Regions from separate parts of the Homo sapiens genome. Here region 1 is linked to region 2. Evidence: chromatin loops called from intact Hi-C (ENCODE). Cell type or tissue: HepG2. All regions are shown on one strand. Links, peaks and the distances in the headings refer to the core of each region. The heading gives the core; the rest is flanking DNA. Region 1 has its middle 17 kb from the start of SOS1. Region 2 holds the start of DHX57 (DExH-box helicase 57).

Region 1 (2,912 bases), core at 168-2,667, 260 kb before region 2:
AACAGCCTTTTGCCCTTTCCAAAAAAATGCTCAAACACTTCGCTTGCTCAAGAACATTTATTATATAGAACATTATTTAGATATCAAGTCCCCTCAGGGAAATATTAAGTAGCAGACTTAGTTTTTACCCTCAAGATACAAGCAAATACACAGTCAAATCATTGAGTCTTTTTGCATCATAATGCAAGGGTGCTCTCAAAAACTCTGGGGCCAGGTGGAAAGAACACAGGAATAGCCTGAAGGGAATTCTATCAGATAAATGAAGAACTAGCTGGACATGAGAAAGAATGGTGGCATTCAAGAATTAGCAACTGAGTTTCCAATGTCTATGAATCCATAGTGATGGGGGTGGTGATGGGGGAGAGGGGGGATAAAGAGAAAGGAAGGCTTTTCTATATAGAAGAATGGCAGCTAATAAACATTCAATGAATACTGGAAATTCACCATTTTGCAACCCCAGTGTTATAATTAATTAAAGCAAGAGTTATCTAAACCTGTGGTTCTCAAATGTCAGTGTGCATCAGAATCACCTAGAGGCTTGTTAAAACAGAGATTACTGGATGCCACCCCAGAGTTTCTAATTCAGCAGGTCTGAAGTGGAACCCAATAATTTGCTTTTCTATCAAACTCCCAGATTATGCCAGTTCCAGAACAACACTTTGAGAACCACTTATCTAAACAATCAGGTGATGGGTTATTGAAGAACAGGATATTCACACAAACAACTGTTCTTCTTTTTCTTCTTCTTCTTTTAATGTAATACTGTTTAACTTCAAAAACATTCCAGCATTCTAAACTAAACAAAACAAAAATAACAGAACGTGCAAATCGAGTTTACGTACAGAAGGTTCTTGAACTTTCATTGATGGCAGTGACTCTTCACTTTGCTGACAATGAAGAGTTCTACAGTTTGTTTAACAAACACTTTGAAAACTATCACACTTAGGCTGGGCGCGGTGGCTCACGCCTGTAATCCTAGCACTGTGGGAGGCCAAGGCAGGTGGATCACGAGGTTAGGAGTTCAAGACCAGACCAGCCTGGCCAATATGGTGAAACCTCCTCTCTACTAAAAACACAAAAATTACCTGGGCATGGTGGCAGTCACCTATAATCCCAGCTACTCGGGAGGCTGAGGCAGAGAATTGCTTAAACCTGGGAGGTGGAGATTGCAGTGAGCCGAGATTGCGCGAGTGCGCTCCAGCCTGGGCAACAGAGCGAGATTCCATCACAAAAAAAAAAAAAAAAGGCCGGGTGCAGTGGCTCACACCTGTAATTCCAGCACTTTGGGAGGCTGAGGCAGCAGATCACCTGAGGTCAGGAGTTCGAGACCAGCCTGACCAACATGGAGAAACCCATCTCTACTAAAAATACAAAATTAGCCGGGCGTGGTGGTGCATGCCTGCAATCCCAGCTATGCAGGAGTCTGAGGCAGGAGAATTGCTTGAACCCGGGAGGCGGAGGTTGTGGTGAGCAGAGATTGCACCTTTGCACTCCAGCCTGGGCAACAAGAGCGAAACTCCGTCTCAAAAAAAAAAAAAATTCCAAACACTTCTTATGTCAACAGACACCGCTAAGTTGGACACAACTAAGAATGGCAGCAGAATGCTGTGTCACTATATACAGAAACAAGACAATCTGAAGCTAAATGTATGACTGCTGCAAAGTCAACAGGTCCAGGCTCACAGTGCATGCGCTGAGCCGCAGCCGCTCCAAAAGGCATCTTCCCCAACAGCCTCAGCGCCAAGCAAGGAGCATCAAAAGTTTGTCTCAGTTTTGTTTTCTTCTTTTTACAAACCATAGATATATACAGTATCAACTGGCCACTGAGTATAACTTTTGACTCTCGAAAAACTTAACTACTAATAGCCTACTGACTAGGAGCCTTACTGATAATATAAAGTCTATTAACATGTGTTTTGTATCTTGTATGTCTTTTTTTTTTTTGAGATGGAGTCTTGCTCTGTTGCCCAGGCTGGAGTGCAGTGGTACAATCTCGGCTCACTGCAACCTCCTCCTCCCAGGTTCAAATGATTCTCCTGCCTCAGCTTCCCAAGTAGCTGGGACTACAGGTGCGTGCCACCACACCCCGCTAATTTTTGTATTTTTGGTAGAGACAGGGTTACTCCATGTTGGCCAGGCTGGTCTCGAACTCCTGACCTCAGGTGACCCGCCCACCTCGGCTTCCCAAAGTGCTGAGATTACAGGCGTGAGCCATCTTGCCCAGCCCTTATATGTCTTATATACTGTATTCTTAAAATAAAGTAAGCTAGAGGAAATAAAATGTTATTGAGAAAATCATAAGGGTCCGGGGGCGGTGGCTCATGCCTGTAATCTTAGTACTTTGGGAGGCTGGGGCAGGTGGATCACTTGAGGCCAGGAGTTCAAGACCAGCCTGGTCAACATGAGGAAACCCCATCTCTACTAAAAATACAACAAATAAGCTGGGCGTGGTGGCACGTGCCTGTAATCCCAGCTACTTGGGAGGCTGAGGCAATGAGAATCACTTGAACCTAGTAGGCGGAGGTTGCAGTGAGCTGAGATTATGCCTTTGCACTCCAGCCTGGGCAACAGAGCAAGACTCAATCTCAAAAAAAAAAAAAGAAAAAAAAAAGGGGTGGGGGTCTTGAACTAAATGTTTTCCATAATGGCAGAGGGTAACAAAGCCTGAAGAAATTAGGCTGGAAGACATTACTGCATGCTGCAGCTACAAAATCAAAAAATAGCAATAGAGAGACACCATCTCCAGCGAAAATTATTTTTGTAACATTGCATCAGAGATTTCTTTTTCTAAGAAAGACGCTTGTCTTAGCAATATAGATTTTAAAATAATGTGAAAGATAAATGTTTTAAGATAACTTTAAAAAAATCAATGTTGCCGCAGCCACTCTGCTTTATATGGGGGACTAGGAATC
Region 2 (2,912 bases), core at 191-2,690:
TGAAATTCCAAGAGAGCAGGGACACAGAGCTACTTTCTTTCTTTTTTATTTTTTAATTTAATTTAATTTAATTTAATTTATTTATTTATTTATTTATTTTTGAGACGGAGTCTCGCTCTGTCGCCCAGGCTGGAGTGCAGTGGCTTGATCTCGTCTCACTGCAACCTCCGCCTCCCGGGTTCACGCCATTCTCCTGCCTCAGCCTCCCAAGTAGCTGGAACTACAGGCGTCAGAGCTACTTTCTAAGTGTTTAACTAATGATAACTAACTAGATTACCAGATCTGCTTGTAGTTTCCCACAGATGCCATGCCGTACTCTGGGTGGAACACCCTTCTCTTCTTTACCTGGTTAACTGCTATTCATCCTCAAGAGTTGGCAAAATAGAGTGTAGTAGTTAGGGGTTCATGCTCTGGCATCGGACTACCTACCTTTGCATCCAGACTCCACCATTTTCTCTGACCTTGGACAAATAATTATCTTATGCCTCAGTTTCCTCATCCTTAGATGGGGCAAATCAAGTAAATGAGCTAATCTAGTTAAAGCACTTAGCCCAGTGTCTAAACTCTGTAAATATTAGCTATTGTATTCTTGTAGCCCCAGCTCAGGTATGAGCTCTCCCACAAAGCCTTTCTTCTCATTACTTGTCAACCTCAGACTCCTTCAGGAACCCCCACGGCACTCTGGGCCTATTCCTACTGTAGTACTTAAGGTTCTATTAAAACCATGCTTTTGTATCGGGATCCCCTATCCCACCCAGTTCCTCCAGGACACGGATGGCAGATTAGTCAAATCTCTTCTCACCCCACTGTCCGACTCCGTGTTTAGTACTAATAGTAACAGAACGTCTAGTGAATGAAGGGCACTTCGGAAGGAATCGTTAAGTGCCTATGAAGCAGAGCATTAAACGTAATCATATCAGAAACTGGACTGTTTTCAATTGCCGCTAAAATGTTCTACATTCGAAACTTGGGAACGTCAGAGCTAGAGGGAACCTCACAGAGACCACCCGGCACCATAGCGGAAACTGAGGCCCAGGGAGGTTGGCACGCGCCTCGGGTGTCTCAACAGCGAATTAACAACAGAATCAGAGCTAGATTCCCAGACCAGGGGTTCCCCCGTGCCCCTCGGCTAGACGGTCAGGAAATATATCACACCCCCACAGGAGTTACCGGGAGCCAAGCAGGTTCTGACTCCACGCTAGTTCGACTTAAAGGAGCTCTTCTCTGCCCGGGTCGTTAGGAGGAGGGACACTCACTTGGCCGAGAGGTGTTAGAGAGATCTTCCAAACTCTGCGACTCCCCCTGGGCGGCCAGCTCTGCGGCCGGGAGAGAACTAGGCGCTAGGACAGCTCCAGGTGCGACTTGGTTGCTGGGGCGACCGGGCACCTCTCACCCGGAAGCGAATACGCGAGGGGCTGTAGCTGAGCCAATCAGAAGGCGCCGGGACTGTGCCGCTGCAGCTGGGCCACCGCAGGGCTGCTCCAAGTGAGAATCGTGAGGGTGGCCAAGTCCAGTTTGGACCTCTGACCCTTGGGCAGCACCTCCCGACAGCCGGCTCGGGACCCAACTCTGCGAGCCAGGTACGTCTTCCACTTCTGCGGACAAGTGATGCGCGTTGTGCGCACGGTGTGCGCGTCACCCTGTTTGTCAGTGTGTCTGCCGCCTCCTGCTCCAGGAGTGGTCGGGATCTGACGAGCATCGCGGCCCAGTGTGTTTCATCCAGTCTGCCTGGGGCCGGTGAATCTGGACCAGCAGGATCCCAGGCCCTGATACCGAACCAAGGCGGGCTCTGCCGCTGAGGTTGTCCACGCTCAAACTGCAGGTTGGGGCCGGGGGGGGCGGGGCGTGAAATTCAGTCTTGGAGCAGGCTAAGGGGTTGATTGAAGGGATCAGGCTCCGTTCTCTGACTCCGTCTGTGTGGCTTTTTTGGGGAGAAGGGTGGGGACGATGTGAGTTCGAAAAAGGATACGAGATCTGGATATCTGGATGGAGCTGGATATATTGTGATCAGTCAGAGATCTGCCTGGGAGGAGAGTAGTGTGTAGTCACTTTTCAGTGCCTTGGCTATCAAACAAAGAATACTCTTACAGCCAAACTTAGGTCCCTGTATCCATGGTGAAGAAAGATAGTTGGAGTCTTCCCGGGCTAGATGGAATAGATAGTGGAATCTAACCACGTGGATTATACAACCTAATTCCTATTCCCTTGAAAACTCTGGGAGAGTGGTATTGGACACCATTACAGTCAGTAAATCTTCGTTTAAAATGTTAAGCGCATATCTCAGATCTAGTTGTAAAAGTAACATTTTCTGGGTTGGTGTGAGACAACTTGTTTTGATTCAGCGTAAGTATCCTCTTGCTTTTTCCTAATGTTTCTCAGTACACAAATTTACCTGGGCTGCATGGTTTTTGAGATGAAGTTCTAATCTAACTGATTTGTTATTTCATTTCCCTAAATTTTAGAAATAATAGGTAATTATTGGTGCACAACCTTACAGAATTCAGTTTGACCTGTTATTTTTCTTGCCTGTTAAGATTTTAATGACTCTACATTTTTGTGAGTAAAGTTGACGTTTGAACAACATGGGTATGAACTACCCGGCTCCACTTACAGGTGGATTTTTCCCAACCCAACACAGATTGAAAATACAGTATTTCAGGTCGGGCGCGGTGGCTCACGCCTGTAATCCCAGCACTGTGGGAGGCCGAGGCGGGCGGATCACGAGGTCAGGAGATCGAGACCATCCTGGCTAACACGGTGAAACCCTGTCTCTACTAAAAATACAAAAAATTAGCCGGGCATGGTGGCGGGTGCCTGTAGTCCCAGCTACTCAGGAGGCTGAGGCAGGAGAATGGCGTGAACCCGGGAGGTGGAGGTTGCAGTGAGCTGAGACTGCGCCAGTGCACTCCAGC

Evidence for each region. A loop is a pair of places that touch in the nucleus more often than their neighbours do. Peaks named below come from ENCODE experiments on the same cell type or tissue, not always from the same donor. Only the 100,000 strongest peaks of a DNase experiment are listed, where the experiment ranks them.
Region 1: a loop joins it to region 2, with 2.6 times the contacts of the local background. A loop is called at or near these places in 6 of 110 quality-filtered maps.

The regions. Positions count from the first base shown.
Region 1 is chr2:39,137,052-39,139,963 of GRCh38, reverse strand. No RefSeq gene overlaps it. Among named protein-coding and RNA genes, the nearest start is that of SOS1, 17 kb to the right of the region's middle. In HepG2, for the core only: no CTCF peak of the experiment used is centred there; DNase peaks (open chromatin) are centred at 853 and 1,593; H3K4me3 peaks cover 163 bases.
Region 2 is chr2:38,874,455-38,877,366 of GRCh38, reverse strand. It overlaps DHX57 (DExH-box helicase 57), which reads left to right and starts at 1,433. Exons shown (of 24, transcript NM_198963.3): 1 at 1,433-1,580. MORN2 (MORN repeat containing 2) reads right to left here and starts at 1,391. Exons shown (of 5, transcript NM_001145450.3): 1 at 1,257-1,391. The coding sequence starts at 1,314. RefSeq lists an enhancer at 1,240-2,224. In HepG2, for the core only: no CTCF peak of the experiment used is centred there; a DNase peak (open chromatin) is centred at 1,416; H3K4me3 peaks cover 2,373 bases.